Regions from separate parts of the Mus musculus genome. Here all the other regions are linked to region 2. A link is a loop called in an ENCODE intact Hi-C map of the cell type or tissue named here. Cell type or tissue: left cerebral cortex. All regions are shown on one strand. Region 1 overlaps Pitx2 (paired-like homeodomain transcription factor 2). Region 2 holds the start of Lef1 (lymphoid enhancer binding factor 1). Region 3 overlaps Lef1 (lymphoid enhancer binding factor 1). Region 4 has its middle 88 kb from the start of Gm36520. Region 5 overlaps Lef1 (lymphoid enhancer binding factor 1). Region 6 overlaps Pitx2 (paired-like homeodomain transcription factor 2). Region 7 holds the start of Pitx2 (paired-like homeodomain transcription factor 2).

Region 1 (4,000 bases), 1.9 Mb before region 2:
GCTGATGTTTTTAACTTTAGCTTTAGGTAGCACATCGCCTTTCTGTCCTGACCTGGGGTGTGGAAGTTGGGGGGGGGGGGGGCTGGTCTAGAAATGGATGTAGTGAGACACAAAAGGAAGAGAGGGGGTGCTTGCTGGCTAAACCTATACCTCTCAGTCTTAGACTTTCTTGCTTCTTTACCCTAACCCTCTGATTCCAAGTCTCCTCTCCCCCACCTTATAGTCCTAACCAAAAGCCGAATAGCCTTTGGCTGGGCAGGAGCAGAATTCCCAGGAGCGCGCCTGTGTAGACCGGGTGGGCACAGCAAGGAATTAGTTGGGCCTCGCACTGCTGATAGGTGCAGACAGAACCATCCCTCTGCCGCGGCTCGGGGCCTCGTGATTGGTGTGGAGCCACGTCACTCCGACCCGAAGAAGGGTCTGGGAGGAGGCGGAGGCGGGGAGAGCTGGGGAGGGCCGCCGCAGAGTGACGTCTTGCCACCAGGAAGCCCGCCTCTGGTTTTAAGATGTTAGGCCAACAGGGAAGCGCGGAGCCGCAGATCTTGCCGGTCTCTCGCTGGGGTGTCTGGAACTGAGCTGCGGCAGGGTCTGGCTCCAGCTCGACTGCCCGAGGGGGTGTGCGTGCGAGCCGCGGAGGGTGTGCTCGGAGGCCCGCGCCGTGGCTGTGGCCGTGGCCGTGGCGGCTGCAGCCGCCTCGGGGAATCTAATATCAGCTACCTGTCCCTGTCACTCTTGACACTTCGCTGTCAGGGCTGCAGCGCGGGGGGCGGGCAAAGCGCTCTCGTAGCTGTCCTTATTGGAGGGGTATCAAGGGGAGGGAGGGAGGCAAGAAAAGGGTCTTTGCCCATTCTTGTTTCGCTTTGGATCGTGGAAGTCGGCTCCCTAAAGAGGCTCGCAGCGGTTCCCTCCTGCCCACGTCCCCACGTCTGCGTTGGCCCCCCTGCCTTTCGGCTGCCGAACTCTTTTTGGCTGGAGTCTGAAGCTAGAGGAGACAGGGCTGGAGGATTCGGCAGTTTGCGTTCCCTGGCTCTTTCAAGTCTCGGCTAACACGGGGACACTTGGCGCCTAGAGCGCTACCGAGAACCGGCGGCCACCGGGGCTCCACTGGCGGTAGCCCTGGACTCATAGGGCTCCGCACTCCCTCGTCCATGAACTGCATGAAAGGCCCGCTGCCCTTGGAGCACCGAGCAGCCGGGACTAAGCTGTCGGCCGCCTCCTCACCCTTCTGTCACCATCCCCAGGCGTTAGCCATGGCTTCGGTCCTAGCTCCTGGCCAGCCCCGCTCCTTGGACTCCTCCAAACATAGACTGGAGGTGCATACAATCTCCGATACTTCCAGCCCTGAAGTCGCAGGTAAGGCGCCGCGCTGCCCCTCGGACACTTGAGCGCAGCCCCCTGGCGCCTCCCGGCCCGCTCGACCCTCGAGGAAGTCGCCCCCTCCTAGGGAAGGCGTGGTCGGAGTGGTCGTTCTGTTAACTCAAGGGAGAACTTCCGGGATTCTGGATTCTGGTGACCCCGTCCCTTCCATTCAGTCCCCTGCCGACTTGGTTCCCTCCCACGCCGCCGAGTCTACCTTGGTCTTCCTTCAGTTTCTTGGGTCACGGATGCCTCGGCATTTCTATTCAAGGGCGTTCAGAGGCCGCCCCAACTCTGCCCCCCTCCTCTTGTTAGCTTTTACCACCCGGGGAGCCTCACGCCTTTAAAAAGTATTTCTAAAATTACTTAGAAAGGCCCCTGGCAACGAAGCAAATCTCCCCACCCCGCGAGGAGCTGGAGGACTTGCGTTCCTAACTCTATCCTAACATCTACTTTCCTAGTCCTCCAAAGCCTCATGGAAATCTGAGGTTTGGGGTGGGGTGGGGGTGTCTGTAAAACACGCGCATGTTCGTGTCTTAAAAGGATGTGTTTCTTCTCAACGGTGTATACTTTTGAGCAAAGGCTATAAAAAAATGAATGTACCGCCTCAGTGAGATAAACGTGTAAATAAAACGTGCGGCGCTGGGGGAGGGGAAGAAATGGGGCGCACACACCCACACTTTCACCGCTCACCCCCAGACACAGCGCTCCCTAAGGAACGGAGGTGCCGAGCACAGACCTTTCCCCGGCCAGCAGCCGGGCTCTTTGCCGCCTCTGCCACCCGGTCCGGTAGAGAGGTTGTAGATGGGAGTCTGACCCGAAACTATGTGTTTCTTTCTGCTTTGCTTTTTCAGAGAAAGATAAGGGCCAGCAAGGAAAGAATGAGGATGTGGGCGCCGAGGACCCGTCCAAGAAGAAGCGGCAACGCCGGCAGAGGACTCATTTCACTAGCCAGCAGCTGCAGGAGCTGGAAGCCACTTTCCAGAGAAACCGCTACCCAGACATGTCCACTCGCGAAGAAATCGCCGTGTGGACCAACCTTACGGAAGCCCGAGTCCGGGTAGGAGCCAGCACCCAATCTGGGAAAACGAGGGGGCCGAGGCCTTGCCAAGAATCAGAGCCTGCAGATCATGGGTGGCGGTAGGAGTGGTGGGTGGAAGGCAGGGTCACCCCTTAAGGACGTGGGTGGGAAGTCGCTTTAGAAGAAGAAAGGGCCGAAGGCCTCCAGGGAGCGAGTGTGCCCGAGGTTACTGCTCCCGGTTCCCAGGCAGAGCTGCCGCCTGGCGCAGGCGCCTACAACCTCAGCGGCTCTCTGCCGGCCCATCCGGCGCCCTCCCAAGCTAAGCTGCGCGGGCATTCCTCAGCAAAGGGCATTGTGTTCCCGGCTTACCGTCGCCAGACAAGCGCCAATAAAATCCCTCCCCGCCAGGAGCTGTGAACAGGCTCCAACCTGTGCTCCTAGAACAAGAAAACCCTCCAGAAACACGCAAGGCTTGGCTTCACTGGAGAACCTTCGCGCCTAGCCCGGCCCAGCCTTTTCTCCCTTGACTAGCAAGAGTTGCTCGCTGGTCTTTACCGGGGCGGGTTTTTCAGCCATTCAGATTTCTCTCACAGTCTATTACCTAGTTTTGTAAATCTGGAAGTAACGACTATTCTGTTAGCGCTTTTCGAAAAAAAGGAGAAGAAAGACGTTTCAATTTGGTTTATTTATCTTCTCAAGAAAGTTCAGCTCAGTGAAGGCTGTGCTCACACCCCTTGCTTAATTATAGTCATAGATTTATAAAGACAGCTTACCTTTACTTTGTAGCAAATCTGCCCCTTTATGGACTGGCCAAAAAGAAAAAAGAAAAAAAAATGAGCTTAAACACATTACCCAGTAGCAGTATCCTGGTTTAACGCCGGTCGGTTGGAATGTTCAAGATTATTAAGATTCTGAAAGAGGGACTCAGCAGACTCCAGAACCGCCTGTTTTAGAAAACACGTTCTGTGTAGAAGAAAGAAAGAAAAGGTGGGGGAGGAAAAATAAAAAGAAAAATAAAGAAATTGTCAGGCAACGACGAAAATTAAAACTGAAGAGAATTCCCAACGCAAAGAGAAGGAAGACGCAGTCAGTGTAGCTCTGAGGCTGGCTAGGAAATGCGGGTTGATAAAGGAGCCGGGAAGCCGCGGAGAGTGGTTTTAGTTTAACTGCCCGGAGCCAGCGCTCGTGCAGGGGCCGCGTGGTTTTGAGCAAGGTCAGTCTTTCATTAGCTTTCTTTAGCATCAGGGAACGATGGGACTTGCACGTACTCTTCTCGCCTGGGCAAAGTTTAGAAGGCCTGGAGTAGAAATGACAAGTAATTAAAATAAAGACACAATTTGTCTTTCACTGAAATCCCTGGGGAGAGCCCTCCCACCCCACCCGCTTTTCCTCGGCCCTGTTCCTCTGCAGCGGGTGCGCGCTCCAAAGGCCTACTTCCAAACGCTTACTTTTTAGCCAAGTGCGTGAGGCTTGCTTCTTATAGCAATCAGGTGTAAAGAGGAAGGGGGGCGGAATAGGAAATCAAGAATGAATGGGAAAAGAGGGGAAAAAAGCGGATTAGATGGCTGGGCGCGACGGAGATGTGTAATGTGAAACATCACCGTTGTCAGCCCTGGGCTGTTG
Region 2 (4,000 bases):
CTTCCAAGGGTTCTTGTGCTCAGTCAAATTGGCTCACTCAGAGGAGGAATTCTGACTTTGTTAAATTTATGTTAGCAGGAGCTGTAAACGTCTGAAACTATGTCCCTTTGCTCTTCACCCTATCACACTGGAGGCTGCATAGATTCACTCTAAAAATGGATTTATTCCCAACCTTCCTTTTATTCTCCCTGGTACCCTGAAGGAAAAATGCCATTTTTGGCTTTTGTAAGGTATAGTCTTGACAATTATTTAATTTTTAAAGAAAAGTTTTTGTTATTCTGACTTCTTTCACCAGCCCCTTGTTGTACCTAAATCTATCAGATTACATATGACCAACCACGTCCTATGCAGCAAACCAAACTATACATATATTTCAAACATATATATATATATATATATATATATATATATATATATATATCCACCTCCTAGCCAGCTCCCAAACTGGTAGTTATCAGTAAGCAAAGTTTTAAATGCTGACTTAAAGAACTGTTAAAGTCTACAATGCCCAATAGCCCACACTTTCACCTTTAAAAGAGAGCTCTTGTCCTAAGCGTTCTTATGTAATGAAACCAACACACGATTCGTTGGAGTCTTATTTTCCATTTAAGTAAGATGGAGATACAATTCTTCCTGTTTACTGCTCCCAGGTTCTACAGATGGCTGCCTCACTGGTCTAATGATTTTGCCTGAATATTTGACTTGAGGGGAGGGGTTGAGAGCTAAAAGACAATGTGTTTCCAAACTTAAGCCCCACTTACACAGTGACTTTCACAAAGCGTCGCCCTTAAAAGTCCTGTCCAAAATGCACCAAGGAGACAGTGGGAACCGGAGAATTTTTGAGGTTTGATTCGTATTTACATCCATCCTTTAAAGGTCCCTTTCAGCGGAGTCTCCAGGATGTCAGCAACTGCCCAGTGCTGCCTGCCTCTCCTAGGTTGTTCTTCTCCCTCCTTTTGGGATGTATTTTCCTTTTTCTACGAGGTCTCTACACGCTGAGTCGAGAATCTCCAAAAACCCACGTTCATTCGGTGATAAAGGCACAATGAATGTGATAGCGTAGAAGCGATATTTAAGGCTCAGTCTTCATCCACACCCTTCTTACTGATCCTTCCCCCCTGGTAAGCCTGGAGATTTTATTTTCGCTAGGGTGGTGTGCCCTTGTCTCCGAAGTGTGTGTGATTCACGGTTAGTAGAGTCACAACTCTTCTGTTTGCCTTTGCTGAATCTCTTCTCTCTGGTTAGGTGAGCAATGTGTTACATTTTCTCCTTTTCCTTCCCCTAGTCCCTAATTCTCGCCTTATTCCCTCTGTCAGAGCATCTATCAATGTGGTGTCGACCACAGCGCCAGCGGCTTTCTCTTTCATCTTCCTCCCCTTGCCTGAGTGAGGGGGCTAGAGTGGGCGGCGGGAAGGAGGTTGAAGAAAGACTGGCAAAGGACTAGAAGTGAGGCGCCGGGGGCGGGGTGGGGTGGGGTCGGCAAGAGAAGAAGAGATGCTCAGATGATGAAGTTAAGCCATTCCCGTAGTTTCTCGTCAATTTTCACGTGGGCCACACTGTTCTTTGGGGTTGGGTTACACACAGCACCCAGTCTATCTTCAGGTTGTATGGTGTCGTCCCCCCCCCCCCAGGCATGAACAGGCGGGCGCAAACACATACGCACCCCCACGGCGCCCCCCCCCCCCAAGTATGACTCGTCCTTTGGGTGCTAGGAAATGAACTAGGGCTGGGGGGGGGGGGAGAGAACCTGGATCTCCTCCTCCTCCTAACAGACTCCCTCCTCCCCACCCCTCCAGCAGGCAGCCAAGGAGAGCAGGAGGCGGGGGAGGGGCGGGGGAGGAGAAGCGACGCAAGTGAATAGCTTTGCAGCGCCGGCTAGGCGCGGCGAGGAGAAGCGGTGGGAAGGCGCAACCGCTCACCTGCGGGGCAGCGCGCACCGGAGGGACCGGGCTGCGCTTTCGTGGGCCCTGGCATTCGGACATTCCCGGAGCCTTGCAAGCGGCTACGCTCCGGGTGTTCCCCGGCCGGTCTGCCCGGAGGAGCCGAGGGGCCACCGGCAGCTCTTTGCTTTGACCGAGGGGAGGCGGGGAGAGAGGCGAGCCAGGCAGAAACTCGAGCCGGGAACAAAGAGGGATCGGGCTCGAGTGTGTGTGTGTGTGTGTGTGTGTGTGTGTGTGTGTAAGTGTGTGTATCGGCCCGAGCTGCGGGCTGGAACATTTGGGCCCGAAGCTCCTGCTGTGACTCCCCAAGACTCCGCCGTGCCAGCCACCGCCGATTCCCAGCGCTCATCATCACAAACTTTATTCTTGGCAAACTTCTCTTTTTCTCCCCTCCTCCTCCGCCCCTCCCCCTCCAGCAGATTAAATGCTCCTCCAGAAGGAAAACCGAAGCGAAAGGGAAGGAAAGAAGCTCTAACGCGGACGTCTGCAGCCCGGTGGCTCTTTATTGTTTACTCTGAAGGAAGTGGACTTTTCGGTATTTTCTGATTCTTCTCGTACCTCCGCTGGGGCAAAGGGAGCCTCTTGGCCCAGCTCTCCTCTTCTCAAAAACAAAACAAAACAAAACCCCAAATCACCGAAATCAGCATCCGAGGAATCCGTGGAGAGGTTTTGCACGGTGACGCACCACGGGACCCTCGTTTGCACTTTGGCAAGTCGTGTCCCCTCCGGAACCGGTGTCCTCGAAGCACAGACCCCAGCAACGAGTGCGGCGTGGGGTGGCCACCCAGCCCTGGCAGCCTAGCCTAGTGCACGCGGAGCGGCGTAGACGCTCTCAGAGGCGCCGGCGGCTGCCGCCCTCGCAGTCTGGTGCCCTTCGCCCCAGGGCCGGGCGCCGGCGTCCTTCTAAGTGGGAAAGCGCGGCAATCGCAGAGGCTCCTGCAGCTGCTCCAGCCGTGGGCCCCTCGCTTGCCCACCCGGCTTCCATTCACAGTCCTCCCGCACTCAGTCTTCCAACTCCCCCACCTCACATCGACCCTCCCTTCTTGCTGTCTCGGAGTGCTCCCGCAGCGGAGCGGAGATTACACAGCCGCCGGGATGCCCCAACTTTCCGGAGGAGGCGGCGGGGGGGACCCGGAACTCTGCGCCACCGATGAGATGATCCCCTTCAAGGACGAAGGCGATCCCCAGAAGGAGAAGATCTTCGCCGAGATCAGTCATCCCGAAGAGGAGGGCGACTTAGCCGACATCAAGTCATCTTTGGTTAACGAGTCCGAAATCATCCCAGCCAGCAACGGGCATGAGGTGAGTGGGCAGCTGTCCGGAGAGGCGTGGCGGGTCCCGGGGAAGCGGAGGGGAAGCAAGCAGGGTGCGCGACCACGGTGGCCATTGAGCCCTGGTCCCTCGCGGGCTGGGTGGGGAATAACGGCCCCTAGTCCATGGTGCGCACGTGTGTGAGCAGCGGGCAGGGAAATTTATCCCAAGTGTTTCTATGGCTAAACGGTGGCAAATGGGCAGGAAACGCTGGCCTATACCGGACCGGTTTCGTCCTCCGACGTTTCGGTGGCTCTGAGGGACGCGGTGCATTAAAACAGGGATGTCTAAACACAACTGTGAAGTCTATCATGGGGTGGAAAACAAAGTGCATCCGCTAGCTCTCTCGGTACAGTGCACAGAAGTGCGTTAAACCACCGAGGGCTCCAAGGAGCGAAGCCCCAGGCGGGAGGAAGGAGAGGCGGGCGTGGGCCTCGCAGAAGGGGCCGTCCCAACCGCCGTGGAGCCGGGGCGCGCGCCCTAACTGCGGGGGCGTTGCGGGGCCGGGTCCCCACAGCAGGAGAGGCTGCTGCCGGGAGCCGTGGGCGAGCCGATCCGAGCCAGCCAACGGCACCGATACCGCAGTCCTTCCGCCCGCAACCCCGGCGTTTAAAGTGGAAAGAAAAGCGTTTATTTGGGGTTAGGCTGGGTTGGGATCAGGCCCTGGATCTCTGCAGAAGAAAGGCGAGCCCTCGGCGGAAGCCGGGCGGCGGCTAGGGAGGAGGGACGCGCTTTATCAGATCTCCGGG
Region 3 (4,000 bases), 100 kb after region 2:
ATTCCATATGCAAATTCACTCTGAAACAGCTGTTGATCAGCTGTTGTCCAGACTGGAAACAGGGTCAGTGAAAGCAATTCCTGAGGGTTCTTCTGTGCAAGCCAAATGCAGATCCTGTCCTGTTTTGGACTCACCGTCCTTTATCAGGAAGCTGAGAGAGCCCAGGGCCTCGGGAAGGGGACTGTACCACTCCTTTCTGTCTGCGAGAAGGCCAGTGTCTGTCACAGGCACTTGTGATGTATCCTGCAAGCCACCTGTAAGGGTGACTCCCGCAGGGTAAGGACTGTGCCTGGGGAGGGGGCTACTTGGTGAGCGAGACCTCATACTGGAAACCCCTTCCCAGAGGGGTTTCCAGTATGAGAAGCTGTAGGCTCAAGATGGCTAACTATAAACGAATATGACTAGTGCTGTGAGTTAGCATGTTAGATAAAAATGAAGAGTCTGTCAAATAAATCGGTAAATCTGAGCAGGTTCCTGGCAGTGTCCTAGTGCTGCCTCTTGGGCTGGGGAAGGGCAGGGAGCTCCCTTCATTTTCCTGGGAGTTTCTAGGGCTTTGATGTGGGTTTGATTTGGAACCTACAACACCTCAACCGCTTGTCGGTAGTCAGACATTATTATGAAAGACCTGACTTTTCTCTCTTCCTGGTTCAGTCAAGATGGGTGAGAAAGTGAGCATAGGATCAGAATTTGTGAAACATCGGGAAAATTGATCACTCGAGTTCATTCATTAAAAACCAACCCTGTGAACAAGTTTATTAGTGTTTGGTGTAGTATAACAAACCCCAGAGCCAAAATTTTCCAGACACACGGTTTGGATGTAGTGTCTCTCTGATTATATAGTATCCCCAAACTAATTTAAAAGTAGAAGCAAGATACTTTTAGCAGCGGAAAACTCCTCTGGCTAAAGGCACAGAAGTTCACCTGAAGATAGATGCAGATGCGCACGCAGCCCCCTCACACCCACCCCACCCCCATTTGGCTCTGACTTAGTCTTTATCTCAGAGACTTGCTAACTAAATGAAGGAGTGTGTTTATCACTAAGTAGAACCTTCAGCCTTCACTGCCCTGGGGCCAGGAGCTGTGTGGGAGAAGTAATTGCAAGTACTGTACAGGCTACAGGAGTTAATTGCGCAGTGCTTTGGATTTATGTTGGGGGAAAAAAAAAAAACCATGTTTCTGGCTTCTGTTTGATGATGGCATTTAAAGGCTCAGGGCTCCTGGGTCCTGTGATTCCTCCCACAGAACCCTCCCAGCTACGGAGCCAGAAGGCAGAGCCCAGAGGGTTTGGGGGGAGCCTGCGTTCAGCCCCAGCTTCAGCTGTCCTCTGCAAGGTGGGAAGTGAGTGCTCAGGCGTTCTCAGTAGTCTTTTCAAAAGCATTTACTTCCCATATAGTTTGAGGCTCACTCTGGCATCTTTGAGCCTTTTTCCTAATCTTTGCTCCTAATCCTACGCACAAGCGCACATGAGGCCAACCTCACTAGGTGTCCAAGTCTCTGGGTGTCCTCTGGATGGGGGTTTAGTTAGAAAACAAAGACAGACTTCTGTTTTTCTTTTTCTTTTTCTTTTTTTGTGATATGGTGACATTAGAGGGAAATTCAAGGCAGCTTGAGAAATCCTAACACGTGTTTAGAGTCTCAAAGCAGAGAAGACTCTTGCCTGGACCTAGAAAGTGAAAATATGCAACCCGATGTCTCCTTTTTCATCTGTGACACACACACACACAGGAAGCACCTGACAAGGAATTGTTACAAGCAGAAGGTACGAAGCGGAAGTTAAAGACTCTGGGAAACAAGTGTCTGGAGAGGTCAGGTGTCATGGTCACTGTGCAGTACCCACCCAGCTGGAGTTAGCATCTCCCAGGCACACAGTCGCTCTGTGCTCAGCGGCGCCCCCTAGCGGAGGCTGCCTCCTGCCTCCCTTCATAGTGCAGTGTTTAGATCCTAGGCAAGGGGCTGCTAGCTGCATCTGTCTTGCCTGAAATTCCCAGCAGACTTTGCTTGAAGCCGGAGATCTTGGTGCCTGGAAAGGGCTCTCTTCCACAGCTCCCGTCTCTGGCTTGTCCATTCTGAAGGAATGGCCTACCTATGACTTTCCTCTTTTGCAAATGGCTGTCACAGATGAGTGGAAACCTCTTAGAGGATCCGTGATGCAGCACTCTTGACTGTCATGTCCCTCAGGAAGTCCAGCCCTGGGACAGGCTTGGCCACACAGTTTTGACATAGAGACGGTCAGTGTGGCTATAGTGGCTGCTGTGTGAACGATAGGTTTTCAAAGCCGGCCCCCATGTCTAGAACACCCCTGGTCAGCGTCTCAGCTGCTTTCTGTTGCTATAATAAAACGTTGTAACCATGGCAACTTATAGAAGAGTTTATTTGGGTTGATGGTGGTTCCACCATGGCAGGGATATGTGGCAGAAAGTGGCAAGCAAGAGGGCAGAGGCAGGAAGCTGAGGGCCAAGTGATCTAGAACTCTGGAAGCCCCCCCCCCCCCAGTGACATACTTCCTCCAAGAATACCACACCTCCTAAGCCTCCCCAAACAGCCCCACTAAGTGGGGACTGAGAGTTTCGATGCTCAGACTATGGAAGACTTTGCTCGTTTGAACCACCATAGTCATTTGTGTGACAGGATGCTTTTTGCATAATTGAAAGGCATGGTCAGATCTCTAGGCATCCAGAGCAGGGAGGTAGGAGGGAATACCTGTGGATTAATGACTCTCAGGGCAAATTTCAGAAAGTTCTAAAAAGCAAAACTTGGGTTTCTGGCACCTTTAGCGCTGCACTCACTTGGAGAGTGATAACAGGTGGGACTGTCCTGCAGTGGGCCTCTCCAACCTTGAGCATCATCTTCCTTCTCACCTGTGCCCAGTGGGGCTGACCGTGTGACAATCGTGTCTTCCTGTCATGCTGTCCCCTAAACATTCCAGAGAAACAACCTTTGCATGACACTTGAATCCAGTTCTGCATTGGAAGTGGGCCTGAGATGGTTTAAAGCACAGGAAGAGCATGCATAAGTTATATGCAGATATGCGCCATTGCATGTCTGACTGCAAAGGACCCTTTGTGGATACCAAGGGACAACTGTACCAAAACAGCTTGCATTTGACTTATGTAACCATCCAGTGGAACCGAGGGCGATCTTACTGCTGGGCCAGAGAACAGGAAAGAAGAACTCAGCTAGCAGCCAGATCCACTGGTCAGCTGCTGCAACTAGAACCTAGCCAAGGAGCCAGTGGAGATGGCTGCTCTTCCAGAGGCTCAGGGACCGAGATCAATTCCCAGAACCAACCTGAAAGTTCACAGCCATCTGCAACTCCAGTCCCTGAGCATCCAGAGCCCCTTCCTGCCTCTGCGGTACCAGGCACACACACAGACATGCGGACAAAGCACCACATACTAGAATTAAATATTTAATATATTTAACTGGGCATGAAGATGCACAGGGAACTCACTGAACCTCCCTTGTGATTAAGTGATATCTAGCCCCAATACTTATGGATTGAGTTGCAATTTCACCTACGCACTAAAATAATATCGAATAAGGAATTGCTTTAGACACATTTTAATAGAGTCCTTTTCTCACTGGGGTACCTGGAGCTATGGAAGTGCCACCTTCTGACACTTCAAGTCCTATCCCCTTAACTGTCAAAACATGGATAGAGTTTCTGTGTGGTACTATGGCTAAACCTTACCTAGGACTGTGTGCACTCTAGGAAGCCTGGTTAGTTTTCTTTTTTGTCAGCTTGGCACAGGCTAGAGGTATCTGAGAAAAGGGACTCACCACTGAGAAAATGCTTCCTTAAGATTGCCTGGAGGCATACCTGAGGAACATTTTTCTAATTGGATATTGATGGGGGAGGTCCCAGCCCATTGTGGGTGGGGCCACCCTGGGCAGTTGGTCCTGGAAACAGACTGAACAAGTCAGGAGGAGCAAGCTACTAAGCAGAACTTCCAGCTCCTTCCCTCACTTCCCAGGACGGTGGGCTGGGCAGTGGAAGATG
Region 4 (4,000 bases), 170 kb before region 2:
TTCATATATTTTGATACAAAATTACAGAACAAAAATCTGCTAGGAAATACACCAAATAATAGAAGTGGATATTATTCAGGGGAGGAGGGGAGGAGGGAAGGGGGGAGGGGGGAGGGGAGGGGAGGGGAGAGGAGGGAGGGAGGGGAGGGGAGGGAGGGAGGGGAGGGGAGGGGAGGGGAGGGAGGGGAGGGGAGGGGAGGGGAGGGAGAGAAGAGAAGAGAAGAGAAGAGAAGAGAGAAGAAGAGACGGAGTGGTTTTGACAGCAGAGGTAGCCATAGGCGGCCATCCTGCTGTGTGTCTGCCTGTGCTGGAAAATGGCTTCACTGTGCTCCTGGCAAACAAGACAAGCTTGGTGACAAGTCTGATCCTTGAAGAATTGATGAAGCCAGAAATATAAACATTTTTCTTGAACCATCAGCTCACAATCTTTCCCCCTTACCTCTATTTTCACCTGCTTTGTTTCTATGTGGCAAAACATCTCTACCCAGAATGCCCCCAAATCCATCCCCATACCAGTTGACCTAAGGTAAAAATATCAAAATGACCAAAAAGGTCAACAGCAGGAGAAAAAGAAGCAGGCCTGAACCTCCCCCAACATGGTTTCTCCTCATGGGACATGAAGTGTTAGAAAGTCTGTGGTTGCAGAGCTGGCTCGCCAGTTCAGAACACTTATCTTACCGAGAGGGCAGAGGATCCAGGCTCCACCCCCAGCTGCCAAGGATCCAGGCTCCATCCCCAGCTTCCACATGGTCTCACTGGCACCAGGCATGTGTATGGCACACACACACATATGTGGGCAAAACAAAAACATACATAAGATGAAATAAATCTTTAAAAAGTTTTAGAAGCAGAAACAACTCTAAAATTTGGTTTTCAAATGCTGCATTGTTTTCATTGTATGTGTAGGTGTGCGGGTGCACATGCCTTGAGTGTCTGTCTTTCTTCATTGCTCATCACCTTATTTTTAAAGACAGGGTTTCTCACTGAGCTAGAGCTCAACCATTAGGCTCGAATGGCCGACCAGTGAACCCCCAAATCACTCCGTGTTCATGATCAGAAACACTACAGGGAAAGCTTCAATTCTTTCTTTCTTTCTTTCTTTCTTTCTTTCTTTCTTTCTTTCTTTCTTTCTTTCTTTCTTTCTTTCTTCCTTCCTTCCTTCCTTCCTTCCTTCCTTTCCTCCTCCTCCTCTTCCTCCCTCTCTCCTCCTCCTCCTCCTCTTCCTCCCTCTCTCCTCCTCCTCCTCCTCCTCCCCCTCCTCCTCTTCCTCCTCTTCCTCCTCTTCTTCTTCTTCTTCTTCTTCTTCTTCTTCTTCTTCTTCTTCTTCTTCTTCTTCTTCTTCTTCTTCTTCTTCTTCTTCTTCTTCTTCTTCTTCTTCTTCTTCCTCTGTTGTTGTTTCAAGACAGAGTTTCTTACAGCTCTGGCTGGCTTGGAGCTCACTATATAGACCAAGTTGACCTCAAACTCACAGAGATCTACCTGGCTCTGCTTCCTGAGTGCTGGGACTAAGGAGTGCACTGCCTGGCTTTGGGAGAGCTTAATTTCTATGATATTCACTGACAGTTATGAATACTAAAGGCTGGGGCTGAAGAAATGGTTTAGCAATTAAGAGCACTGGCTGCTCTTCCAGAGGACCAGAGTTCCATTCCCTGCACCCACATGGCAGCACACAGCTGTCTGTAACTCCAGTTCCAGAGGATCTGATACTCCTACACAGATAGAGAGACATACATGTAGGCAAAACACCAATGCATATGAAATGAAAATAAATAAATAAATAAAATACTAAAGACTGGGAGATGTTCAGTCAATAAAGTGCTTGTTCCACAAGGAAGAGGGTCTGAGTTCAGTCTCCCACATTATGTGCAAAGGGGGAAAGCTGAACCATTGGTCACATCTGTAGGAGGAAAAGGGCTAAGGAGGGGGCCAGTCATCCTACAGATCCTTCAAAAAGTGGAGAGGGTGGATCCCTGGCTGGTGTCAACTGAACACACAAAAGCAAAATACACAGGTTGGTGGGTTTAGACATCCTCCTAACAGAGCCACTATATCAACATAATCAATAAGTCCAGGATGTCAATCAGAGGGGCCTTCGGTCAAGGCCAGAACCTTTGATTCTCAACTTTTCAAACAGAGATGTTTAGCTTTCCGGTTATGCACATCCAGAAAGAACTGCATCTTTCTTGAATCTGGGGAAAGCCCAGTGGCAATGCTTAAAGCCACCACTAGCAACAGCTCTCCTCGGCTTCTTGGGTGTAGTATCTGGAGACAGATGCTCTGGACATCTTTTCATCTCCGTGCTCAGCCAGGGGTCAGCAATTATATTGCGGAGTTGAATCCATCTCAGCCCACAGAGCCAAATGGTCTTCAAGCACAACCAGCCAGGGGAGGCCAGTGCCAGCAACAACTGAATGTTGGCTGCAGTTCAGGACAAGCCTGGTCCTTTCTCCTCCTCTGGGGCTTCCCCAAACTTCTGTTTCAACACCCAGGCCAGAGATTGCCTTACACTGAGCCAGAACCTCGGGCAGCTGCTGAAGGTGCCTCAACCTAAGAAAGCACAGGGTCACCTGCTTGACCCAATCACTCCTTGACATACAGAGCTGAAACCAGAGCCTTCAAGGCATGTTCTAAAAAACATTTTTGTCATGAGAAAGGCATATGATAGTCTCTGTTGTCATTTATAACTTCTGCATGTCTGGTAACCAGCATTGTTGTTACTGCGGGTACCCCAGAACTGTGTTTGCCAGCAACCAACATGATATTATGTCACCAAAACAAACGAGCTCACACGTATGGATGTCAGGTTGGCCTCTCTGTGAGTTCCCCCTTCCTTCTTCCTACAAGTTGTAGCTTTTGTCTTCTTTTCCACTCGGGGTGCCAGGTGTTAAGTATTCTAAAAGTAGGAGGTTTATCCAGCAGACTTGAAAATTAAAGCAGATAGTTTAAAAAGATAAAATAAAAACTCTCACCATTTCCTTTTTCTTGGGCAGAGCTGTAAGTTCTAATTCTCGATTGTTGATATTCCCAGAAACCATTGTCATCTGGTATCTTTATGATGAATGAGGAATGTCATGGGATTTGTCTCTTGTTTTTCCTTTCCGTAGAGACTTCAGTGGCCAGAGCTCATGGGAAGGAAAGGCAATGAACACAGAGAGGTAGATGCTGAGAGAACACATAGCCAAGTGAGAAGAATGGTTCCATAAAACTGAAAGCCAAGATCGTGTCTGTTGCCTTCCTGGCAATCTCTCATTCCTAGAGGCCATTTCCTTAGCCAGCCTCGTTTAGAGCCATTGTAAACCACAAGCTGGGGGCAGGCAACTTCATTCTCTCCAGGGGAATTCTCAAGGGCTTTTGTACTCTCTTTATGTAGAAGAGGAGTTGGCATTATTCCTCACATATTTCTCAATGTGATTTGCTTATGTGGATTTTTGGTTTTGGGGACATGCTTATAGAGTTCATAAAATACATCCTCACACCCATTGGACAAAAGCAGGTACCATGCTACTATGATGGCAAAGACTGTAGATACTTAGTGCAAACCTCTAACCGTTTGTTTCTGGGCACACAGCTAGACAGACTCGGGGTAAAGCCACTTACTGCTCACAAGCACGCACCTTGGGCTCCACAGAGAGCTCCTGCTTCTTACACCTTAGCATATTCGCTTGTGGCGACTGTTTAGCCTAACATAAGAAGTATGCCCACTTCTTGGGCATCATGGTTGATTTGAGCACACATGCATGTGTGCATGCAAACGTGTGCACGCACACGCACGTGCATGCGAGCACGCACACACACACACACACACACACACACCATATGTGCACACACATACAACATATAATCACTTAAGCAGTCACCTTCAACAGCCCAGACAGTTCCTATGGAATCAAGCAAACCAGTAGGTTCTCTAAGAACACAGGCCATCTGAAGAGGGCTTTTCAATGGCAAAGTACTTTCCCGTGCATCCTCTCTCCACAATTTCAAGCAAGCTTCTGGGGCA
Region 5 (4,000 bases), 90 kb after region 2:
AAGAAAACAGTTCACATAAATTGTCTTTAAACTGCCATATGTGTGCTGTGGTATATGTGCCTACACACACACACACACACACACACACACACACACACACACATTAAATAAATAAATAAATATAATAAAACCATTTTTTAAAGATGTATTTATTTATTATATGTAAGTACACTGTAGATATCATCAGACACTCCAGAAGAGGGAGTCAGATTTCGTTATGGATGGTTGTGAGCCACCATGTGGTTGCTGGGATTCGAACTCTGGACCTTCAGAAGAGCAGTCGGGTGCTTTTAACCACTGAGCCATCTCACCAGCCCCATAAAACCATTTTTTAAAGTGTATCACCTGCCTTGCCTTTCTGCTCACATCAAGGCACCCGTGTGTCCTGAGCGTTGACTTTACCCTGTGCACTTCTAATACAATTCCAAACAAACATGGCTCCTGATCCAGCCCAGAGGCTGGGTTTAAGGGGATTTCAAAACATGTGGGCGTGGCTGCCTGGCCAGTGGGCTCTGCTGGCTTGGCAGGAAGATGCCAGGAGTCCTGTGAGGTGGCTCCCTGCTTCTCCTGTCAGATTTGCCAGAGCAACGGGCATCCCTGTTTCCTGCAGAAAAGATGCTGAGCCAGATCCTCACGTCCAAAGCCACACTGGCGGGAGCTTGTTCTCTCAGCAGCTTTCCCCTTCCGCCCTCTCCTCAAGCACCCACACCCCTCTTTTTCTTTCCTTTTCCTTTTTTACGTCATTGGTGATAGGGGGTGGTGGTGGTGGTGGAGTGGGGTGGGCGAGGGGAGGCACTGGAATTGGGAATTGGAATCAGTGAGTGGGACAGCTTGGTACAGACAGCAGAAGGCAGAGGCTCCCAGCTACCTGAGAGACGTTTTGGGGGGAAGGATTCTTCTTACTCCTGCAGCTACATCATCTTAGTGAGTGTGGTCACCTCCCAGTTAGGCAGCGCCCACATCTCCATGGAGATTTGGGGAAAATACTAGGAAACCATCTGCTGGAGACCCAGGCAAATGTTTTACATATATTTGCAAAATTAAAAAAAAAAAAAAAACCAACATAAGATATAAAGTCCTCAAATTCCCAAATGGATGCCTTGCCCCCAGAATAACAATTTTGTTACTTGGTGGTTACATTAAAAAGGGGAGAGAAGGGCTGGTGAGATGGCTCAGTGGGTAAGAGCACCCGACAGCTCTTCCGAAGGTCCAGAGTTCAAATCCCAGCAACCACATGGTGGCTCACAACCATCCATAACGAGATCTGACTCCCTCTTCTGGAGTGTCTGAAGACAGCTACAATGTACTTACATATAATAAATAAATAAATCTTAAAAAAAAAAAAAAGGCGAGAGAAGGGACTCGAAGAATGTCCCGCAGCTATGTGTCCTCTATCAGAAACCCCAGTTTCTTGACAAACAAATTAAGATGTTGCTTCTTGTTCCCTACTGGCCGGAAGCTCACCACAGTCAGAGTGTTATCAGTATTCTGTACGTGTGGACGTGTGTCTAAGTGTGAGGAGATGGGCTGGCTTCTGATGTCATACCTGTTTGGGTTACAAGATTCGGGTTCCAGAGTTCACGTGACAGGGTCTGGAGAGAGTCTGGGTGAGAAGGAGGCATGATTGTCCTAAAAGGAATCTGGAAATGAACACATTTTGCATAAATAAGTGTTGTTTGGCCTCAGTTATCCGTGTAAAACTCCAGGCAACCAAAGTAGAACACTGGATATCAGGGGTCACCTGTGAGAAGACTTTGGGTTTTTTTTCCTGTTTATACTGGCAAAAAGGAAGGGTGGGTGACAGGTCTTTGTACTCTGACTGCTTTGATGCGTTGCACGTGATACAGGACCACGAGGCAGAGAAACCAAAATGTAAGTTTCACCCCAGCCTCCAGACTGCCTGGTGTCTGCAGCACCAGGGCGCTCCCCGTTAGCCGGCAGCCATCCTTTAACTGCTTCCAGTAAACCCATCCATTCTTGGAGTGTGAAGCGTGAGGTGCCTTGCTGCCGCCTCGCTTACCTGTTCTCTCTCCCCGTTTCCTTTTCCGTTTCAGTGGCACGCCCTCTCCCGGGAAGAGCAGGCCAAATACTATGAACTAGCACGGAAAGAGAGACAGCTACACATGCAGCTTTATCCAGGCTGGTCAGCGCGAGACAATTATGTAAGAGTCCTCTTTATCCCTGGCTTTACCTCCCCACCCCCTTGCTCCCTGTCCTCACCCCACCCCCTCCCTGCTCCCCGTCCGTCTCAGAGGGGATCTTTGGAGGATGCACGTGTCTGTACTGTCTCTTGTTTTGGGGAATTAACGAACTGTGTAATAAAGATGTCATGAGTACATTGCATTCTGAAAACTTTAAGCTTTTTTTTTTTTTTTACTTTGTGGCTGTGAGTTTTCTCTGTAAAACGAAACTCTTTTAAAGTTCAAAACATAAATATTAAAATACTAGGAAAAAGATCTTTTAAAAAAACCTATAATTTACAATGTAAAAGCAAGATTAATTATTAAATAATCACCACTAATCTTGCCACCTCTTTGTTTTCTGTGTGTCTTTAGTTTCATATATAGGTAAAATATAAGTGCATGTGTGTGCTTGTATATACATGTCTTTATCACCTGTTTCCTATTCTCTGAAAATGTATTTTTTTTTCCTCTGAAGTGATATTTAGGACCCTATTCTACTAAGTGAATGTCTGTCTCAGTTTCTCGGTTTCTCCTGATTTTAGATTTTTGGGTTTTTTTTTCCTCCCCTTCAGAAACACATAATCCACCCTGCATTGAATATTTCTGTGCAGAATAAAGGGTTTTCGCTGGTACCATCATTTCTGCAGGATAGATTTATAGTACCAGGATGTTAAGAAAATAAAGCAATTTAAAGTTCTTGGTACATGTTGTCAGGTTTGTTTCCAAGTGACAAATGCTTTAGAAATCTTGCCCCATGTCTTGGTGACTGTTTTGAAACAGTTTTAGGACTACTTGGGGTTTTTTTGTTTTGTTTTGTTTTGTTTTTGTTTTTTAATCTCACATTCTATGTTCTTCTTCGACTGAAAACAGAGTAGGGATTGTCATGTTCTAGGATATACTAGTCTTATCGTCAAGAACTCTCTTGCTTATGTTGCCCGCTCTCTTACTGGAGAGCTTGAATATCTGGCATTGTCTTTAACTCTATATTAAGAATGGCATATCTAAAACCGGGCGTGGTGGCGCATGCCTTTAATCCCAGAACTCGGGAGGCAGAGGCAGGAGGATTTCTGAGTTCGAGGCCAGCCTGGTCTACAAAGTGAGTTCCAGGACAGCCAAGACTACACAGAGAAACCCTGTCTCGGGGTGGGGGGAAAACAAAAACAAGAATGGCATATCTAAAACTCTGTCATTTTTATATAAAGTGACAATTTTGATCGTTTAGATTCTTAATAGAATAATTTGAAAATCATTCTGAGACAGCTACAACAGGTGCCTTATGACAGCAAAAACTTACTGCTCGCTCTTCTAGAGGTTGAGCTATCTGAAACCAAGGGCACCCAACAGGTTGGCTGTGTTCCCACCAGGCTGTGCTTACCCAACCAAGGACAAGCCTTATTCATAGGGTCCCACCTCCCAAAGGTTCCACCTTATTCCAGTACACTCGGGGGGGTGGTGGTGGCTGGAGGTGTTATGATTTCAATGTGGAAGTGTGAAGGGGAGACATTGGTCTCATAGGAGACTAGACGCAGGAATATCACTCAGGCCCATCTTGATTTAGAGCAATTGTCCCTTCAACAGCACATGTGAAACCATGAACCAGTGCACAGTTTATTGATGGCCTTTGCTGTAGGAGCTTCAGTTCCTACAGAGACAATGACAATTTGTGTCTGAGGTCACATGGCCCATAACAGCCATTACAGCATTTGGACACATAGGCATCTTTCTGAGAATGGGTTAAACATTGTTTCCTCCTCTATACAATATATACTCTACACTAGAGTATACTCCCCTGGAAATGCCACTTTACTGTCCAGCAT
Region 6 (4,000 bases), 1.9 Mb before region 2:
AGTAGAAAGCTGTGATAATGAATTTTGTAATATCTCCCGAACAGACATCTCAATCAGACACTAATCCTGTGATTTTACTGCAGAATCGCTAAATCTGGAGCCGCCAAACTGCTACTTCTGGGCCCACGGGTCCACAAGGATCGGCAGAATCCCTACCCGGGTCTCATTAGCTGGGGGAGGGGGGACCTGCTTGTGGCTCCCCAGTCTTGGATCCCCAGGCCACCACACCAGGCGGCCCCTCCTCCAGGCAGCACGACCTTGGCCAGAGTCCCCTGGAGCTTGGATTGCTCCAGAAGAGACTGAGGAGCGCGTGAAAATGCTCCTGAGGCCAAAACTCGGCCCACTGGCCTGGCAATGCCCGCTCTCACCTCCAGCCCTGGTCTCTAAGAGAAAAGGATCCTCCGATCGCAGGCATACCCTGTTAGCAAGAGTCAGGAGCCAAGATTCAGGGGGCCTGAGAATCCCTTCTTCCCTTTCTTGTCTTGAAAGCAACCATTCCATCTAGCCCTCCGCCACCCACCTCTCCCGGTTTGCCTGTGGCAAAGAAAAGGGGCCGCGTCAAAAGCTTGGCTGTCTGAGTTGCGGTTGGAAATTTGAAAAGGATCTAGCTTGCCTGGGACGGCAAAGGCCGAAACTGGAGGAGCAGCCTCCTCGGTGCTGTTTGGGCTTGGCGGCCCCTCCAGAAACGCTTGCCCGGGTCTCCTGTCTCGCTCCAGCCCGTCGTGTAACTCGGCTCTACGATCTTAAATCATACTTTAGGGTAAATAAATGGCTGGATGAGTATCTCCAGGGAAAAGTATGGCTAAATATGGAAACGCGGCTCCTGGTGGATGAGCGGCCCTAACTCAGCTCGCTCCTGGAGCACCCTTGGCCGAGAGTTCCCTCCCTTTCAGAATAACAGAAAAGCGGAGGGAAAGTTGCTTTGTGCGACCCGGCATGCTGTTTCTGGCCTTCTGCAAATGTTTGCTGAGCTCAAATTGACTGACACCGTATTGAATGGCGATCTTTCCAAAGAGAAGTCCATTCTCTCCACCCCCAAATCGTGTATCAGCTTAAGGTGGCTCCTCGGCCTAGGCGCCCTTGAACGTAGTCCCCGCAGCTTCTCCAGAAGCTTGTGGGTTCACTGGCCTCCTAACCTCTGGGCCCTTTCCCCTTCAACTGGGGACTTAATTCCTCCAGGTAAACATCTCGGTGGGAGTCCTGGATTTAGAGCCCGGAAGACGTTGCTGGACTCCGTGGGGCTCTCCGGCCCGAGAGGCGTGCCTGAATCCCCCAGCACCTAGCAGCACACTTCACACCTAGAGTCGATCCTGACCTCCGCGCAAGTAGCTAGCTGCCTTTGAGCCTCCAACTCCCTACAGCTGCCACTTCTCAAAGTCCCACTTCTCTTCTGTTTTGCAGATAACCGGGAATGGAGACCAATTGTCGCAAACTAGTGTCGGCCTGCGTGCAATTAGGTAAGAAGCTCACTTCTCCTGCCCGGGTCCCTAGAAGGGAGTCAGGCTGCGTCTTGAGAGAGAGGAGAAGGCTCCGGCTCGACAGCGAGGCCCCCAGCAACTGGAACTTTCTCCAGGGGGGGGTTAGGCGAAAAGGAAATCAAACTAGTACAGCCGTGGCCTTGCCCTTTCGGGGAGGTTTGGGCTCAGGCGAACTAGCAAGGACTGCTCTGACACTCCTCTAAGCTTCCCGTCGGGTGGCCCAGGGACAGATCACTGCCCTCACTGGGTTGCCAAGGGGCCGGAGGGCTGGGAGTGTGGTCTGTCCTTCCTCTAACGGGCTCTTTGCTCTCTGTCCCTCTTCCCCCTCCGTCCCGCCTCGCCCCCTAACCCTGGTCCGGGGCTCCTTCCCTCCGCCCTTTGGCATCCGCTGCCACCGCACGTGGGGCGGGCGCACTAACGGCCCAGGCGTGCAGCCGGCAGCCGTTGAATGTCTCTTCTCCAAAGACTCCGAAATCAAAAAGGTCGAGTTCACGGACTCTCCCAAGAGCCGGAAAGAGTCGGCCAGCAGCAAGCTGTTCCCGCGGCAGCACCCCGGCGCCAATGGTAAGGGGGGAGGGAAGCGCAGGCCGCGCGCCGGGCTCCTGCCTCCGGGACTCCGGGCTGCCGGTGAAGCACGGGCGGGCGAAGCTGCCAAAGCCGGTGTCCCCTGCTGCAGAACTTAGACTATTGGCCTCTGGGTAGAGCGCGAAGCAGCCGTCCCAGGGACTTTAATTCCTTTCCACAAATTATACTGCACTCCTGAGACCCAACACCTCTCCCTTTTCTCTCTCCCTGTGGTCTGATCCCCTGCGCACGCCCCAGCCTACTACGGCCGCTGCTTCTGGTGTGCAAAGTGGTCCAACAGCGACCTCTGTCGCTCTCCTGGTCCCACTGCACGTTGCACCATCAGGGCCCACCCGGTCCCTGAAGCTCACAGCCAAGCCTCGCCCAGGCGGCTGGGTGCAGTTTATCGCGCCAGGCGAACGCTGGAAAGTCGTGCTGAAGGCTCGCTTTGAAGGGTCTGGGTTTGGACCACAGCCCTAAAGAGCAGGAGACAGAACGATGCACAGCACATGAGGGCCGCAGCGATTGGGTGCTCCTGTTGAAGAGCCCCTGCTGCTGTGTTAGCTGTTAGGCCTTGGGCTTGAATAATGTAGTTTCTTCGTTGTTTGATTTCACCCTAGACCAGTCCATAGGCTTGTGCAAAAGGTGAAAATGTCTCTCACGCACAGCAAAGGCCCTGGAGAAATACAAACTCATCCTTAGATAATGTATGTGTGTGTATAAGAGATGGAGGGGCCTTCATTTGGAATAGGTGTAGAATTCTAATTTACATATTTTTTTCTAGTCTCCGGGTTTTCCCAGCTTCAAAATAAGTAAGTGCCGGACCTTAGGAGGTTGTTGACCTTTGATTGTGTGAGGAGATAAAACTCCCCACAGCCCTCGACCCCAACCCCTACACAAATATAATATTGCCAGAGGGGGTAATTTGGAACTGCAGTCAAGTAAATAAAAAGTATTACTAAGGAAAAAAAGACTTTCTGCGGGTATCTGAGCAGAAAGCAGCATTTGTTGAATCAAAAACGCTTAAAGCAACCTGCAGCTTTCCCATCCTGAGTCCTCCTGCTGGGTCAGTTAAATGCTCACTTGTCCGGGATTAACCCCAAGGGGTTAAATGGGGGCAATGCAGAGATAATGTCGGTTGATTTCTGTCATTAAGATTGTGTTAAATTCTTCTTCTGTTTGATAATCGGTCGTAAAAATAAATTATTAGACCGGAGAATGTTTGGGATATGGTTAAAAATCAAGAGTAGCGATGAATCCCAGGGAGAAGGCTTTGTGCAAGCCCGGCCTAGGCCCAGGGGTGGGGGTGGGGGGGCAGCCGCCGCCCAGCGGAGGGCAAGTTACATCCTGTGGCTTGTGACCCTAGAACTCGACCCCACCTCTAACCCTGATTTCGTTGACCCAAAGAATTGTTTCTGAGGCTAGGTGGCCTGCTTTGGGGCTAATAGACGCAGACCCCGTCAAGGAGTCTGCAGTGGGATGATGTCCTTGTAGGTAGGCAGGATGTGTCTGAGAGCCTACAGAGTTTAGTCCCCGCTGTCAAGTGTCCTGGCATTCGCTTTTAATAATAGGAGAAAGAAAGGAAAAAGAAAATGGTGGGGAGAGAGAGAGAGCGAATATGAATATGAATATGAATATGAAGAATTGTGGCGTTTACTTGAAGGACGGATTATTTTAAAGAGTGTATGAAAGGTTCTCCCCCTATATTGCCAAAAATGTCTGTTTTTCTATCTTTTGGACTTAAGTTTTAAAAAGCTGTCCAAATGTGTTTAATAGCATTCATTTTAAAAAGGCATGTAGTGGGACAAGATACTGAAAACCTTGGGTTTTAGCTGGTTTGTGGTGTGTGTGTGTGTGTGTGTGTGTGTGTGTGTGTGTGTGTACTGATAAATCAAAATGATGATGATGACGATGATGATGATGATGACGATGATGATAACAATAATAATAATAATAAT
Region 7 (4,000 bases), 1.9 Mb before region 2:
AAAAAAAAAAAAAAAAAAAAAAGACCTGAAATCCACGTCTTAAATCAGCTCAGTGGTTTGTTACCCACCCCTACCCACCCCCCAGCACCCTGCCTCCCTGATGCATGCCTAATGTATTCCCTGGTGATTCTGAGCATTAATTAGTTGTTTAATGGGAGTATGACTAAAAATGTAAAAGAAGGATTAGGAGCGTGAAACGTATGTCCAGCTCCTTCCCCACACTCGAGGAGGGAATGAGAATCATTCTGGATCTTCTATTTCTCCAGGAGCCATTTGCATTCCCACCAGCTGCTCACTTCTGCTGCACTGGTGCTGGGCGCTGCTGAAGACCCAGCTCAGCACCGAGAGACTACAGCCGCCCATTCTGGGGGTTAACCCAGCCGGGTGGGGGAGACTCCCGACGACAGAGAGTGGAGAGTGGGCGTCCGCTTCCCTTCCCGGAGCCCCTTCCCCCAGCCCTGGCTGCAAACCTCTGAATCCTGAAAGTGGGGAAAGAGTTGTCTGGGCAGATGTGCGCGGCTCTCTACTCTGCTCCTTTCTCTTTTCCTCTGCTCTCAAGCCGGTCTTGATTTCCAGCTTCTTCCCACATTTCTGTGAGACTCTCCAGCCACGCCACCAGCTCCTGGCCAGACTGATCTTTTAGGAGCCCCTCTTAATGTCTCTAAAATGCAAAGGGAAAAATAAGAGAGAGATGGGGCAATAGCCCATTATTTTAGAGGGTGACGACCCAGCAAAATAATAATGGATGGGCAGAGATGACAATGTTCTTGTTCAGGAAGTATTCCGGTGAGGTGAGACCAGAGTTCAGTGAGAGGACTTGTTGAGATGCTTGATTTTTTTCCCCCAAAAGGCTCAAAGGGGGTGGGGGGAAGAGGAAATAAAAATAAAAACAGCACGTGACTGTTTTCCTCCTGAATCTCTTCCTTTAAATGGCATTACTTTGGTTTCCCATTGAGTTAGGAGAAAAAGTTTGAGTTTTCATGGATCTTACAAGGTTAGAGATGGCTTAAAATGCAGATCTCTCGTCGGTTTTCCTGGAGACTGAAGAGGCTAACTCTTTCCATAAAATGAGTCGACTGTTAGCTATTTCAAAGTGAAGGGATTTGGCACTCAAAACAAATTGAGCAAGTTTGTTTGCCTGTTTTTCCTGCTAACACCAATGAATTGAAACCACGGAGTCATTCAAGAAAACACAGAACATACTCCAAACAGCCTCCAGATTCAAAGGAAACTCGGCGTGTGTGCGGTAGCCCTGGGTTAACTTTTCTTGTGTATACATCCCGTGGGCATCCTTCAGAGGAGTCAGCATTATCTTCCTCAAATTGCATGAACTGGTGTGCTGATTTAGGAAGAAAAGCTGTATGAATTTTAGAGGGGACTTTATTTTCTATTAGGGACCAAGGAGAATTAGGGACCAAGGAGAAATGCAGTTTAATGGCGGGTCTGGTTGGGTTTTGTTCCCAGGCAAGGTTTAATATTGGTGAGAAAAACGCCAAACCATGAGGTACAGCTATTTTCTGATATTTTCCTAAAACATATCTTGAAGGGATGCACTTGAGATTGAAAGAACTTTGTCCCATATGTCTGGCAGAAGCCTTCACTCCTGGTCTTCCAGGCGAATCATATTTATAGCCCTTCCACGCAAAGGCAAGACCCTGCCAAAATATCCTGTTCGTTTCCAAAGTACAGACGCATTAGGAAATCAGAAAATATGAAATTAGAAGTAGGACCCACTTGTAGACTAGGAAAGGCCCCTTTCAGCCTTACATACTCTGGACTTTCAAGAACATTCGCTCATATGGGGGGGAACTTCCTTCTCCTTCCCCACCCCCATCCCGGTGCAATTTAATACCACTCTCAGTCAGGAACCTTAACCTCGTCATTTTAAAAAATGAGATATCCGCGACCCGGGGTGAACTTGTTGAGTGTAGGTACAGCAGAGGAAATTCTAGACTCTGAGAGTCCCAGACTTGAGCAAGAGATCCCATGCCGACACACTGGCCGGTGTGTGGCCCTGTCTACCTGCGCTCTTCCACTCTGATCCACCCGTCTTGACCTCAGACACCACCGTGACCTAGCCCTTGCCTTACTGTAGTTCAGGCCTCCCTCCGGTCATCGTCTGGTAATATCTCCCTCCTCCTCCTCCTCCTCCTCCTCCTCCTCCTCCTCCTCCTCCTCCTCCTCCTCCTCCTCCTCCTCCTCCCCCTCCCTCTCTCCCTCCCTCCCTCTCTCCCTCCCTCTCTCCCTTCCTTACCCCTTTTTCTTTCTTTCTTTCTCTCTCCTTCCCTCCCTTCTTTCATCCCCCCCACACACACCTATCGGCTGTGGCTCTCCCACCTTCTGCCGCTAGCTCACCCTATTTTTCTAACTTCTCCCAGTCATCATCTTCTCTTTGCCACCCCATCCATCCACCCACCTTCAGTGCTGCCCTCTGTGGATCCCTCAATTCCCTCCCACTGCCCCTGTAGACAATCAGTACAGTAACCAGCTTTCCTCTACTCCGCGGGCCTGAAAGGAGGTCACGCGCGCGCACACTCACATCCACACTTCGAAAGCCTCACCCGGATCAAACCAAGCCACACTGCCCTTTGTTTCATTTCATGGGCCACTTTGCTAGTCCCTTCCTCGTAAGCCACCCAGACTTTGCTCCGCGCGAATAGGTTTCTGTCTCCCCAGGCTCTGGCCCTCCCACTCAGATTTAGAAGGGGTTTGACGCACAACCGTTTTTTCTCCGTCCATTCCATCCTTGTCCCTTTCCTACCATCCCCACCATCCTGCTCCCCAGCTTGAGTGCTAGCTCCTGCCACTGGTCAGCTCCTGTCGGTCGGTAGTTGCCTCCGGCCCCTGATCCTCCGCTCCTCCCTCCTGGGTTCTGTCCGGGACCGCAGTCTCCTGGGCCCCTGGGCCTCACTTCTCAGCCCTAGTGGTCCCCTGTCCCCTCGATCGCCCCTGCACGCTCCCCCACCCCCGCAGTGGCCCAAGGCTGTGCTCGCCCCTTGATCGCCCAGCGTACAGCAGGCTCGGCCGCCCGCCCGCGCGCCACTGTGCACTGGAGTTTGGTGGAATCTCTGCTGACGTCACGACACTCCGCACACGGAGTCGGAGCGGAGGGAAGAGAGAGGGATGAGAGCGAGGGAGGGGAGAGAGAGTGCGAGACCGAGAGAGAAAGCCGGAGAGCAGCAGACAGAAACTGCCGGCGCCCGCTAGCTTTAGCAGCCCCCCGCGTGGACCCTCTCGGAACTTGGCACCCTCAAGATCCCCGCAGTTCCACCCAGACCCGCTCCACGGCGCTGGCTGTGCAGCCCGAGCCTCGGCCGCCTGGCAGTCACCCTGGGAAGCGGTGGGACGGGGAGACAGCCGTTCTCTCTCCGGTAGCCGGTAAGTGGAGGCCCTCTCTCCCACAGAGCTGTGAGATAATGCGAGTCTGGAAATTTGTTCCACTCTGGAGAACCTCCGCCGTGTATGATTTGTGGCTCGCCGGGCTTGTTTCTCCAGATTCAGCGCAGTTGGCAAACAGATCTTACAGAGCCCCTGTTCCGTTCGCCCTCAATCGCAGACACTAGAACAGTCCTACCCGGCGTTGAAGTCGACTGGAAGCCAGGCATGGCTGGCAGTTAAAACGAGGCATCTTCCCTGAAATTTCGATGCCAACAGGGTAGGGAGAAATCCTCCAGCTGAGGATTAGCCCAGTCAAGATAAAGGGCCAGCTACAAAGTTTCAGCTACTGGAATAGATTAGCCCCTTCCCATCATTACCCATTGGAAAAAAAAGGAGATTCCATCTTAACCGGCGGTTAGTGACCTCTCAGGCCCAAGCGAATTACCTGAGAGCCAGGCCTAGATGCCAACCCGCACAATTACTTCGGATTATAAATCCTTTAAATTGATCATCAGTCAACTCCAATCTTGTACTGAGGGAGATGCATTTTAAACGGATGCGGAGAGGCCACTATTTTGCAACTGGTAACTAAGTAAAAACATGCGATTCCAAACCAGCGAAA

The links. Hi-C counts contacts between places; a loop is a spot of excess contacts. Peaks named below come from ENCODE experiments on the same cell type or tissue, not always from the same donor. Only the 100,000 strongest peaks of a DNase experiment are listed, where the experiment ranks them.
Region 1: it touches region 2 in a loop (8-fold over the local background); 8 of 42 quality-filtered maps call a loop at or near these places.
Region 3: it touches region 2 in a loop (2.3-fold over the local background); 4 of 42 quality-filtered maps call a loop at or near these places.
Region 4: a loop joins it to region 2, with 1.8 times the contacts of the local background. A loop is called at or near these places in 2 of 42 quality-filtered maps.
Region 5: a loop joins it to region 2, with 2.0 times the contacts of the local background. A loop is called at or near these places in 5 of 42 quality-filtered maps.
Region 6: a loop joins it to region 2, with 7 times the contacts of the local background. A loop is called at or near these places in 8 of 42 quality-filtered maps.
Region 7: a loop joins it to region 2, with 7 times the contacts of the local background. A loop is called at or near these places in 4 of 42 quality-filtered maps.

What each region holds. Positions count from the first base shown.
Region 1 is chr3:129,213,429-129,217,428 of GRCm38, forward strand. It overlaps Pitx2 (paired-like homeodomain transcription factor 2), which reads left to right. Exons shown (of 5, transcript NM_011098.4): 4 at 2,211-2,416. Among named protein-coding and RNA genes, the nearest start is that of Pitx2, 16 kb to the left of the region's middle. In left cerebral cortex, no CTCF peak of the experiment used is centred here; DNase peaks (open chromatin) are centred at 401, 443, 1,947, 2,439 and 2 more places; H3K4me3 peaks cover 618 bases.
Region 2 is chr3:131,108,437-131,112,436 of GRCm38, forward strand. Lef1 (lymphoid enhancer binding factor 1) reads left to right here and starts at 1,861. Exons shown (of 12, transcript NM_010703.4): 1 at 1,861-3,242. The coding sequence starts at 3,036. In left cerebral cortex, a CTCF peak has its summit at 1,950; DNase peaks (open chromatin) are centred at 683, 800, 1,005, 2,037 and 7 more places; H3K4me3 peaks cover 2,189 bases; H3K27ac peaks cover 1,879 bases.
Region 3 is chr3:131,213,188-131,217,187 of GRCm38, forward strand. All of the region lies in intron 11 of Lef1 (lymphoid enhancer binding factor 1), which reads left to right. Among named protein-coding and RNA genes, the nearest start is that of Hadh, 57 kb to the right of the region's middle. In left cerebral cortex, a CTCF peak has its summit at 1,889 (motif pointing left); a DNase peak (open chromatin) is centred at 1,908.
Region 4 is chr3:130,938,101-130,942,100 of GRCm38, forward strand. No RefSeq gene overlaps it. Among named protein-coding and RNA genes, the nearest start is that of Gm36520, 88 kb to the left of the region's middle. In left cerebral cortex, no CTCF peak of the experiment used is centred here; a DNase peak (open chromatin) is centred at 2,399.
Region 5 is chr3:131,198,241-131,202,240 of GRCm38, forward strand. Lef1 (lymphoid enhancer binding factor 1) reads left to right here. Exons shown (of 12, transcript NM_010703.4): 9 at 2,055-2,162. Among named protein-coding and RNA genes, the nearest start is that of Hadh, 72 kb to the right of the region's middle. In left cerebral cortex, a CTCF peak has its summit at 2,053; DNase peaks (open chromatin) are centred at 608, 972 and 1,991.
Region 6 is chr3:129,202,536-129,206,535 of GRCm38, forward strand. It overlaps Pitx2 (paired-like homeodomain transcription factor 2), which reads left to right. Exons shown (of 5, transcript NM_011098.4): 2 at 1,402-1,457; 3 at 1,905-2,042. The coding sequence starts at 1,412. Among named protein-coding and RNA genes, the nearest start is that of Pitx2, 4.7 kb to the left of the region's middle. In left cerebral cortex, a CTCF peak has its summit at 2,351; a DNase peak (open chromatin) is centred at 2,327.
Region 7 is chr3:129,196,785-129,200,784 of GRCm38, forward strand. Pitx2 (paired-like homeodomain transcription factor 2) reads left to right here and starts at 3,094. Exons shown (of 5, transcript NM_011098.4): 1 at 3,094-3,378. It overlaps Gm40149 (a long non-coding RNA gene), which reads right to left and starts at 2,125. Exons shown (of 4, transcript XR_867634.2): 1 at 471-2,125. In left cerebral cortex, no CTCF peak of the experiment used is centred here; DNase peaks (open chromatin) are centred at 1,624 and 3,580.